Regions from separate parts of the Homo sapiens genome. Here region 2 is linked to region 1. Evidence: chromatin contacts called from ENCODE Hi-C or POLR2A ChIA-PET data. All regions are on one chromosome and are shown on one strand. Each heading gives the region's core, a stretch centred on a gene start or an enhancer-like site at or near the end of the contact. The rest is flanking DNA. Distances are from core to core; before and after follow the strand shown. Region 1 overlaps DLG4 (discs large MAGUK scaffold protein 4). Region 2 holds the start of YBX2 (Y-box binding protein 2).

Region 1 (5,415 bases), core at 2,555-5,054:
TGAGGTCAAGAGTTTGAGACCAGCTTGGCTAACATGGTGAAACCCCGTTTCTACTAAAAATATTAAAAAATAGCTGTGTGTTATGGCACGCATCTGTAATCCCAGCTACTTGGGAAGCTGAGGCAGGAGAATCACTTGAACCCTGGAGTTGGAGGTTGCAGTGAGCCGAGATCGCGCCATTGCACTCCAGCTTGGGCAACAAAAGTGAAACTCGACCTCAAAAAAAAAAAAAAAAAAATCCTCTGAAGCAGTGCTTCTCCACCCAGTGAGACATCAAAATCACCCGGGAGCTTTCCAGAAATGCAGACCCCTGGTCCCTATCCCCAGGATCCTGATGGACTCGGTCCTGCATAGAAAATCCTGCAGGGCAATACGTGGCTACTGGTTGAAGTGACACCCCTTCAGCAATCTCTGCCTCTATTCTTGGACTACTTTAGGCTTGGACGGCCATGCCATCCACAGAATCACTACCCCTGGGTTGGTCTTTTGCATGAAACTCTCAACTTTAGTCAGGAGTGGCTACAAAAAATGCCCTTTTGCACTGTTTGGGATTTAACCACCATAACTCTTAGGGCCCTCTGCCTCAGCCTTACCCACTGGAGCACCTGAGAATCAGAGAAAGGAATAGTACCCCAGCAGGTGCCCCCAAAGGTTCATCTGTGCCAAACACATGAAGAAGGCAGAAGGCTGAGAGTCACCATTCTACATAGCAGGATCTCAGGAGCTTCAGTTAGGACTTAGGGCCAGGAAAATATGACTCCCTAAAAGAACTAAAATTATTTCTCCCTTATAATAAAGAAGTAGGTAATTGACAATTTCCTTTTTTGCCATGGCTATCAGGAAGCTCAGAGATCACATTTACCCTCACAGTTCATATACATTTCTCCAGTTTTCATCTTTGGCATTTAGATTCTTATTTTCCTACCCTCATTATTTACAAAGCTGCCTCAGATCTTTCCCATAGAGATAGGACATAAAGGCTGGGCGTAGTGGCTCATGCCTGTAATCTTAACACTGTGGGAGGCCAAGCTGGGCGGATCACCTGAGGTCAGGAGTTCGAGACCAGCCTGGCCAACAAAGCAAAACCCCATCTCTACTAAAAATACAAAAATTAGCCAGGAGTGGTGGCAGGCGCCTGTAATCCCAGCTATTCGAGAGGCTGAGGCAGGAGAACCGTGTGAACCCAGCAGGCAGAGGTTGCAGTGAGCCAAGATCGCACCACAGCACTCCAGCCTGAGCGAAAGAGCGAAACTCTGTCTCAAAAAAAAAAAAAAAAGGGTGGGGGGGGCGCATAAAGAAACCTAGCGTATATTCACACAGCAGTTCTTATCAGCAGAACTCTGTAAAGATCATTTCCAGGCCAGGCGCGGTGGCTCACGCCTGTAATCCCAGCACTTTGGGAGGCTGAGGCGGGTGGATAACAAGGTCAGGAGTTCAAGACCAGCCTGACCAACATGGTGAAACCCCATCTCTACTAAAAATACAAAATTAGCCAGGCATGGTGGCAGTAATCTGTAATCCCAGCTACTCAGGGGGCTGAGGCAGGAGAATCACTTGAACCAGGGTGGCAGAGATCACAGTGAGCCGAGATCGAGCCACTGCACTCCAGCCTGTGCGACAGAGCAAGACTCTGTCTCAAAAAAAAAAACAAAAAAACAAAAAAAATCATTTCCAGATCCTAGCTCTGTCCACAACTCCATGAACATGAATGAACGAAGTTTCCTCTCTATTTTCCTTTAAGGACTGTTGTGCTTCCCAACAGGACTGAGACAGCCCGGCAGGGATCAGAGCTGGACTAAGTCTGCAGGGCCCCAGACAAGTTCCAGCCTCCCCTTTCTGGCCTGTCATGACTTTGGACAGAGCTCCAGACCTTCCCAGGCTCAGTCTTCACCAACTCGGGTTCCTTGATTTGCCAGTTACCTCCCTGGCCCATTTTCCAGGCCACTAACCTCTCTGGCTTGGAGTGAAGAAGGATCTGACTCTGCTGCGCCCATCTCCCTCCACACCCAGGTCCCAAATAACCAGGCCACACACCAAGTTTCAAGTATCTGTCTCTTCCTTTCACTCTCTCAAAAGAAAAAAATAAATAAATTGCAGAAGGCGGCAGCATTTCCAGTCTTCCCTGGCTCCCGGACACCCGACCCCCGACCCCTGCCCCCCACCCTCCCTCCCGCATTTCCCACTCCCTAGACCCATCCCTCCCTTTTCCCCAAAAAAATTCCCAGGAAAAAAAAAAAAAAAAGCCACATTTAGACCTTCCACTCATGCAAACCGGCAAAGAAAAATGGTGGGGGCATGTGGAAGGCAGGGGCCCGCTGCGGAGTCCCCTGCTTCTCCCCCCAAAAAACCACCTTTGAGAAGAAAAAAAGTGGAAAAAATAAATGAGAAATCAAGGAACATGGGGAATTACGATGAGGGCAGGGGTGACCCCAGACCCTGCCTTAGGAGAGAGCGGAGGCCTGTGGCCCTGCATCCCTGCAGCGGGTGCTCCTCGAGGGGGCCCTGACTTCTGGAATGTGTGTGGGAGAGGATGGGGGAGGGCAGGTGGCCCCCGGTGGGTCTGTGTGTGCATTGGGGGCAGGTGGGGGCGGGGATCCTAAGGAGCAAGGGCTCGGAACAAGGAGCCCAGCTCCCCCCCAGACCCCAGGTTCCTGGCGTTCAGGAGCCCAGTTCTGGGGTGCGGGGATACATGCAGAGGAGTGTCCCCCCTCCAACAGGCTGGATCCAGTTAGAAAGGAAATAAATAAGAAGGGGTGGGAGGGAGGCCGGGGGGAGCCAAGGGCTTGGGCAATTCAGTCCAGACCAAGGGCCCAGGTGATGGAGGCAGGGCGAGTCCAGGCCAAGCCAGGGCAGGAATCAGAGTCTCTCTCGGGCTGGAACCCAGATGTAGGGGCCTGAGAGGTCCTCGATGACACGCTTCACCTTGTGGTAGATCTCCTCAAAGCTGTCACCCTCCACGATGGCTGGGAGTGGGGTGGAGCAGGGAGTGAGGCCAAGGAAGGGCCAGAGGACACCTGGCCAAGGGGGTTGCACCAGCCCAGAGGAAGGGGCACCTCTTTCCAACTCTCCAAGCCATAAGTCCTGGGGCTGCACCCGCCCACAGGGGCACCTCTTTTTTTTTTTTTTTTTTTTTTTTGAGATTGAGTTTTGCTCTTAGCGCCAGGCTGGAGTGCAGTGGTGCGATCTCGGCTCACTGCAACCTCTGCCTCCCAGGTTCAAGCGATTCTCCTGCCTCGGCCTACCGAGTAGCTGGGATTACAGGTGCCCGCCAGTGCTGGGATTACAGGCGTGAGCCACCATGCCGCGCCCACAGGGGCACCTCTTTCTAAGCCATCCACTGGGGGTGGCGGGGGAGCTCTTTCTAATCCGAGCAAGGGCACCCTACATGCTGGCAACAGCCTTGCTGTGGCCTCACCTGAGAAGCACTCTGTGAACTCCTGCTCCAGCTTGGTGGCTCTGTCGAAGGCTTTGCGGGCTTGCTCCTCTGTGATCCGCTTGTTAATCTCTCTGTGAAGAGGGAGGGAGAGCAGGCCTGAGACTGGACCCACCTGACCCTGCCTTTTATCTCCTCTATCCAGGAATGTTAAGTATTCTTCTATTTGGAGCACATAGCAAAAAAAAAAATACAATTCCCAATATCCTCTGGGGCCACAGATGAGAACCACCCCCCACCCCCCTGCCACCCGCAACCGCCCCAGCCAGGTGTGGCTACTCCAGGGACATCTACGGAGCTTCATCCTTCCAGCCTTCAGCCCCAGAGATGGGATTCGGACTCCAATTCCCAACAGCCCTAGAGGCCCTGACTCGCCCCAGCTGGTATGCCCCAGGGGCTGCTGGGAAATGTAGTCCTGTCTAGCCAAGGCAGGAGAGGAGGGGAAAGACCCGATTCCCCCACATCCTCTGGGTTCCAGGGATCCCCCTCAGGGGCTGCTGAAACCGCTGTCCAGGGTTCTGAAGGGAGAGTTGAACGCAGACGCCTTGTGAGGCCCAGGGCCACAGGTGTTGGGGGAGCAAAGGGGAGGCCCCCAGGACCATACTCACAGCACATTCTCCAGGGAGCGGGGGCGGATGAAGATGGCGATGGGGTGCAGGTGGGCCGCCTGCAGCCGCCGCACGGCATTGGCCGAGACATCGAGGATGCAGTGCTTCCCCTGGGGGCAGGCAGGGTGGGCGGAGGGGGGCCAGCGGGTGGCGAGAAAGGACAGAGAGCAGTGCCGGAGGGACACGGACGGGGAGAGGTGGGGAATGGGAAGTTGGCCGAAGGGGAGTGACATGGATGTCAAGAAACACGGGGGCAGAGAGTCAGGCAGGAAGCGGGTATGGACAGAGTAAAAGACAGAGGGAAAGGAAAGGGAAGATGGAGAGCACGGGAGAGGGCAGGGACAGGACAGAATGGAGGAAGGGAGGAGCACCAGGCAGGCAGGGACCCAAGAGATGGTGGCAGAGCCGGGGCAGCAGCGAGTGGGGCGGGGTGTGCAAGGCAGAGGTGACACAGGCGGGAAGGAAAGCCAAGAAAAAGGAGAAAGGAAGTAGGATAGAGGGAGGAGGGAGGGGAGGACGGACAGAGGACAGACAGATGGAAGGAACAAGGAGACAGATGGGAGGGAGTGAGGCAGATGGAGAAAGGAACCGTGGAGGGAGGGAGGGAGGGCAGGGTGAGGAGCAGCGGGGAAAGGAAAGGAGTTAGCAGAGGAGTGGGAGAGGGGAGCCGGGCCCCAGAAAAGGGTGAGGCAGGGGAGAGGGCCAGCGGGGAGTCAGGAAAAAGGGAGGGACCCAGTGGGGAAGGCCAAGCCACCAAAGACAAGGCCATGGGAAGAGAGGAGAAATGGGGCAAGGAGAAGGGAGTGGGGAGAGAAAGAGGCCAGATGGTGGTGGGGAATTTGGGGTCAGGAAGTGAGGGAGGTGGGAGAGAGAGCAGGGGCAGAGAGCAGGCAGTCAGACAGAGTTGCCCAAGAGGAGAAGGAGGTGGAGGAGCGGAGTGGAGACCCAGCAGGGAAAGAGACAGAGAGAGAGAGAGTTAGAGAAAGCTGGAGGGAGGCAGTGGGGTGGGGAGAGGGGAGAAGGAAGAGGACCGGGTGCCCGCCAGGTCCTACCTGCTCTGCCACCTCTCGCACGGACTGGACGCTGGTCCCATAGAGGTGGCTGTTGTACTGGCCGGCCTCAATGAACTTGTGCGCCTGAATGTCCTTCTCCATTTTCTCCCGGGACGACACAAAGTGGTAATCCCGGCCATCTATCTCATACTCCCGCTTGGGCCGTGTCGTATCTGCCAGGAAGTCACCCCACCCCCCAAAGATCTAACCACCATCCCTCTAGCTTAAATCCTGCCTACTTCAATCAAATCCCCATAGTGCCCAGCTGGTCCTTTGGTGAAAGGGAGCTGCCAGGGAGACCAAGACTGCAGAGGGCCAGAAC
Region 2 (5,415 bases), core at 1,757-4,256, 100 kb after region 1:
GCCCCAGCTCTGATTGATTCACCAGGTCTGGGGTGGGACCTGAGAATTCGGATGTCAGGTGATGCTGCTGCCGCTGGTGCAGGGGCCACGCTTTGAGAACCACTGCACCCAAGGACCTTCTCCCTCTGAAAACTGCCTCAGTGCTTCCTGGAGTGTTAACAGGTCCCGGTGGGTAGTAAGCGTGCCATGCCCAGGGGTAACATGCTCAATTCTGACGGACGTTTAGTAACCCAGCACAAGTGCGGCTAATGGTGGTTGACACAGGCACCCAAGGCGGATGGGCCGTTGTGAAGAAGAGCCAGAGAAACATGGCGGAGCGCACTGCTAAGGATTACAGCAAAGGCCTTCAAAGACGGCCGGTTCTTCCCCTCAGAAAGCTAACCTAGCTCTTACCTGGTGAACAAAGACATCTTCCTTGGTGTCATTCCTGCAGAACAGGATGGGTCGTTAAGGAAGGGACTTCAACAAAGCCCTCAGCTCCTCACTGAGGTCCCCCTAGATGCCCAGTCTAAGCTCAGTGGGCCCATCCTCTCCAGCATTCCAGTTAGGGGTGGACATGGCCTGGGGAATGGGAGGGAGAGCCAGCAGGGCCCCCAGAAGCTGGTGTAAAGAGAGATACACCTAAAACCTCAGTGCCAAACCTGGACTTCACAAGGAAAGGGCAGGCTGGGGAGGCAAAGGCACCTTGAGGAACCTCAGACAGCTCTGCCCCTGCCGGGACTCCACCTTCCACCCCAGGCTAGCCTTACAACCTGCCAGCGCTGGGTGCAACTGTCCCTGGCCAACACCCCCTCCCCCAACCCCCATCAGGGTTGGAAAATTCCAGTCTTCTTCCTTCTATAGTCAAGGAGGCAGAAAGTGCAGATGGGGCCAGAGGGGCAGAACAAGTTTGAGAAGGGAACAATGTGTCAGGAACTTGCTCTAAACAGCTGCCAAACTTTATTCTCATCCTCAGCCTGGAGGTGAATCCCAGAGTCAGGACCACTCTCAACACGCGTGGGACCAAGGGTGAGAGAGAAGAAAACATTCACCCATTCTCTATCATAAGAACCCCAGTGGGTGGGGGGAGGGGAGAAAGGAAAAGTTTTCCTGGAGGCACTCTGCCCCCGACCCAGTCTGCCATTTCCAGAATTAGACAGGGACCCTTCCCCAGAACAAACGTTTTAGCTTTAAAGCACTTGGATCTGCACAAAGGTCAGCCTGCTAAGAGGGAACTAGGGCCTCCCAGGAGAGCCAGGCCGGGCAGGATGCCTGGGCTGGGGAAGGGCCCACTGGGGGAGACCTGGCTCTGCTCAGAATCCACTGCCACAGCCTCTCCCGGTGCTGAGGGGTGGGGCTGCCTACTGAAGGAAAGCAGCAGCCTCTGGCTCCTTCCTCCTGACCCCCACTGTCAGCCTCAGTCCCAACAGGTGGAGGGCTCGAATGAGCCACAGCTCTTTAAGGGAGTTGAGTTGTGAGTGCTGCCATAACAGGAAATCAGTTGAGGATTCCAGCCGGGGGCCCTGAGGCACAGAGAACCCTATAATACATTCTGCCCCAAAGGCATGTCAGAGTAAAAGTAATGAAGCAATTCCAGAAGGTGAGATGAGAAGCTGGCAGGGTCAGAGCCAGGTTTGCCAAGTTCCTGAATCATTAATCCTCCGCTACCCTTGAAGATGCGGAGGAGGCTTCCTCTTGTCACGAAGCACACATTTGTGCTGCGGTTAAAGGCTTTCAACCAGCATCAGCTGGACATTGCAACCATGTGCCTCCGCAGGGGTCGATGAGGTTGGGCGGGTGTCCAGTCCCACAGGCCAGCTGGGAAGACACCCATTCCACCCCCGCCCTGGGTTCCTTGGATACCTGTTGATGAATCCGTAACCATTCCGGACGTTGAACCATTTGACAGTGCCCAGGACTTGGATTGCTGCCAGGCAGAGATGCAGTGGGGACAGTGAGATGGGGGGAAGAGATGGAGTTGAACTCAGTTTTGAGACACTCCAAAACAAAAAAAAATCTAGCCTACTGCCTTATTACCTATTCAGGTTACCTTCAAGCCAACCAGGTTTCACTAGTAGCTTCAAGGTATTCCTACCCTAGTCCACCAAATGAAATCACCCACACAGGGACTCAGGCTTTCAAAAAGCCTTCCAACTCTAAGTCACGTTCCCCACATCCTACAAATCCAGCCCCTTCACCTAGAACTGGGTACTCACCTGGTCTGCAAAGTGCCGCCCCCAGGTCATAACTGAGGGTTTTTCTAGCCCTCCCAATGCAAGGGTCCCCAGTGCACCTGCTTGCCAGGCTCAGAGGTTTGCCTAGTTCTAACCCAGTCAACTAGGCACTGTGTCCCGCCCGGGGGCGTGGCCGGACCCTGGGGCTTTATTCTCCACCCCAAGACCTTAGCTGAACCTGCCGGCCCCGCCCTCTCTCCCAGGAAGGTACGGCAGGATTTCCCACCAGGGGAATCCACTTTGGTGCGCAGCTCCCAGCCCAGTTAGCGCTCTGGGCCTGCGGGCCAGGCCGCCTTTGGTTTTCCGGATCCTGCCGGGCTCCACACTGCCCCTCCCCCAGCCCGCCGACCCCTCAGAGCCGCCCTGTGCGCGCCTGCCCCTCACCCAGCACCGGCTTGTCCGCCTGACTCCGGGCCGGGGGGGCGGGGGTTCCCGAGACCGCCGTCGCCGGATTGCCAGGGGTGCGGGAGCCCGGCGCCGAGGGGGTCCCAGCAGCGGGGCCCGAGGCGGCTCCGCCCCCGCCGCCCGCCCCGCCGCCTTTCTGCGGCTCCCCTGCGGGCACCGGTACCACCACCGCTACCACCCCTGCCGCCGTCGCGGGCACCGTCGCCGCGGGGACCGCTGTAGCCCCCGCTGCCGCCTCCACCTCGCTCATCCCGCCGGGTCCAGTACCGGCCACAGCCGCCACCGCCCCGGCCCCTCCCCCCGGCTCGCGAACCCACCGCCCTGCTCGGTCCTCGCGCCCCGAGCCTCGCCCACACGCCGGCAGCGGGCCCGGAGCCGAGGCCAATGGCAGCCCGCTGCCGCCGCTCGCGCAGACCCCGCCTCCCGACCACGGGCCAATCCCAGCCCAGCAGCACCCCCGGACCGCACGCCGACCCCGCCTCCCGGACTTCGCACCGCGGCCCCGGCCCCCGCCAGCCGCCCAGTAAGTACACCTGGGCCCCGCCCCCTGGCCGCCACGTGACGGCCCCCGGCCCAACCCATTGGCCGGCGGCCCCTTTCCCCTCCCCCCTCCGCCCCTTTCCACCGGCCGCGGGAAATCAAACGGGCCGGTCGCGCCCCAACCGCCACCTGGCCTCTGCGGGAAGGGCGGGGCCGGGGCCGCAGTGCCAAGGTTGCCCCTAACGACCTGAGCGAGGGGCGGGAATCTGCAGCCTCGGTTCTGGCAGTGAGTAGCACCGCTCGCCTCCACCCTCGAGACCGACCTTGCCCGTATGCTGCCAGGTGCAGACGCCTTCCGGCCACCACCGCCCTTGGCACCCTCTCCCCACAGGACGGCCCTGCACACCCTGGGGCTGCGGGATCCAACCGCAGGATAGGCTGGAAAGCGCAGCAGAATGGTTTTCCCGGCTCACACTTGCTCCCATGAGCCAGGACCCCCTACTTTTCTTTTTTCTTTCTTTTTCTTTTCTTTTCTTTTTTTTTTTTTTTTTGAGACAGGGTCTCGCCCTGTCGCCCAGACTAGAGTGCAGTGGCGCGATCTCGGCTCGCTACAACCTCCGCCTCCCTGGTTCAAGCGATTCTCCTGCCTTGAGCCACCTCAAGGTGGCTCCCGGCCTGCCCCTACCTATGTTTGTATTGGAAACAAGGTTTACAAGTAGTACAATGCGCAATTCTTCTTCGCTGAGTTTGTTTGTTTGTTTGTTTTGACACAAGGTCTCCCTCTGTCGCCCGGGCTGGAGCGCAGTGCGCGATCTGGGCTCACTGCAGCCTCTGCCTCCCGGGTTCAAGCGATTCTCCCTCCTCAGCCTCCTGAGTACCTGGAATTACAGGCTTGCGCCACCACAACCTGGCTAATTTCTGTATTTTTAGTAGAGATGGGGTTTCACCATATTGGCCAGGCTGGTCTCGAACTCCTGACCTCTGGTGATCCGCCCGCCTCAGCCTCCCAAAGTGTTGGGATGACAGGGTAAGCCACCGTGCCCGGCCTTCGCTGAGTTTTGATCAATGTGTCCACCCATGTGGCCCATACCGACCGCTGCAGCTCTGATGTCTACCGCCCTAGACTGGCTTTGGGGTCTCTCACGTCTGTATGCCGGGGGCTGTGGTCTCCGGCCAGGCGTCAAGCTCCAGCGGACTCGAGGCCTTTTGCACATGCGGTTTCCTCTGCCGAAAACGCGCCTTCGTGTCTCCAGGTGGCTCTCTCCAAGCAGCAGCTTACGTGCCACTCTTCGCCATCACACCATTCCTTATTTTTCTAATGGCATTTTTGAAAATATGACATGATCCTGACCATTTGCTTATTTTATTTCCCTGCACACAGTGGGCTGTAAACTCCACAGCAGTAAGAGCCTTGTAGTTAAGCTGGACGCCTGCAGCAGTGCCTGGTACAACGTACACGTTCAATATTTATCGAATACATGAACGGCCCCCATTCCACAGATGAGAGGACTGAGGGGCAGTGCGAGGCTTGTACCAGGTTTCTCGGGAGCCTGGGAAGATTAAGAAAATGGGCCGGGCGCGGTGGCTCACGCCTGTAATCCCAGAAAAACGAGGCTCCAGCAGTATCTCCTCCCTAGGGCCGCCTCCCCCACCAGGGAGGACGCGGGTGCGCGTTGTATTTTTAGCCAGGGCAGCGCGCCCCGGGGCAGCACACGTGCCCCCAGGCGCTGCTGGGCAAGCCCCACGTGCGCTTCCCAAGGGCTGGCGTCCTCCGCGTCTCCTTCGCCGCCAGCTGCCCGCAGCAGCCGCAGTCGCCTCTCCCGGTCCCGGCGCGCCCTCTGCCGGCCGCTCCCGGAGGCCGCCGGATTCCGCTTCCTCGCTGACCCTCCACTTGCTATCTATCGCCCGCCGCACCCCTCCGGCCCTTTCAGAGTTGAAGATTCGGATTTCCGGGGCATCGGGCACAGTGGACAGAAAAAGAGAAGAGACAAGAAAACAACTAAGTAGCAAGACGAGGCCGTGAAGCATACAAGAATGACCACTGGCCTTAGACTGTTAAGGACCGACTTACCCGTGCCTAGCCCTGAGCTCAAGAAATTGGAGAAGCCTAAGACCAAGACTGGGGAAGGCAGGCAAGAAACCTCACAGTGTGACCGCTGCAGCAAAAGAATCACATGGAAGGCGGAGCTCAGGAGTGGGCCCGTTAGCTACAGGCTGGAGGGTGAGAAGAGAGGACCTAGGAAGGGAAGCTGAACCTTTTTGTAGTAAGATTAAGAAAATGGCCAGATGTGGTGGCTCACACCTGTAATCCCAGCAT

Evidence for each region. Hi-C counts contacts between places; a loop is a spot of excess contacts on that map. ChIA-PET counts read pairs that join two places held with the same protein, here RNA polymerase II (POLR2A). Pooled maps may share reads with other maps.
Region 2: a loop to region 1 is called in a pooled map, with 2.3 times the contacts of the local background. The contact joins the promoter of YBX2 here to the enhancer-like site in region 1. A Hi-C loop is called at or near these places in 4 of 168 maps with a recorded cell type or tissue (B cell, CD8-positive, alpha-beta T cell, breast epithelium and 1 more), 1 of 37 single-sample maps with no recorded cell type and 10 of 50 pooled maps. POLR2A ChIA-PET finds 5 or more read pairs at or near these places in 5 of 52 experiments (H1, PC-9, Panc1 and 2 more).

What each region holds. Positions count from the first base shown.
Region 1 is chr17:7,187,852-7,193,266 of GRCh38, forward strand. DLG4 (discs large MAGUK scaffold protein 4) reads right to left here. Exons shown (of 20, transcript NM_001321075.3): 17 at 5,094-5,266; 18 at 4,042-4,151; 19 at 3,416-3,507; 20 at 1-2,963. The coding sequence ends at 2,857. Among named protein-coding and RNA genes, the nearest start is that of ASGR1, 11 kb to the left of the region's middle. Within about 2 kb of position 3,805, at least 2 of the 41 ENCODE cell types and tissues checked have a DNase peak (open chromatin) inside an H3K27ac peak, as active enhancers do.
Region 2 is chr17:7,291,633-7,297,047 of GRCh38, forward strand. It overlaps YBX2 (Y-box binding protein 2), which reads right to left and starts at 3,007. Exons shown (of 9, transcript NM_015982.4): 1 at 2,598-3,007; 2 at 1,843-1,906; 3 at 394-427. The coding sequence starts at 2,868. LOC124903912 (a long non-coding RNA gene) reads right to left here and starts at 5,264. Exons shown (of 2, transcript XR_007065602.1): 1 at 5,170-5,264; 2 at 4,446-5,022. RefSeq lists silencers at 2,359-2,534, 2,952-3,071, 3,102-3,271, 4,810-4,969 and an enhancer at 5,190-5,239.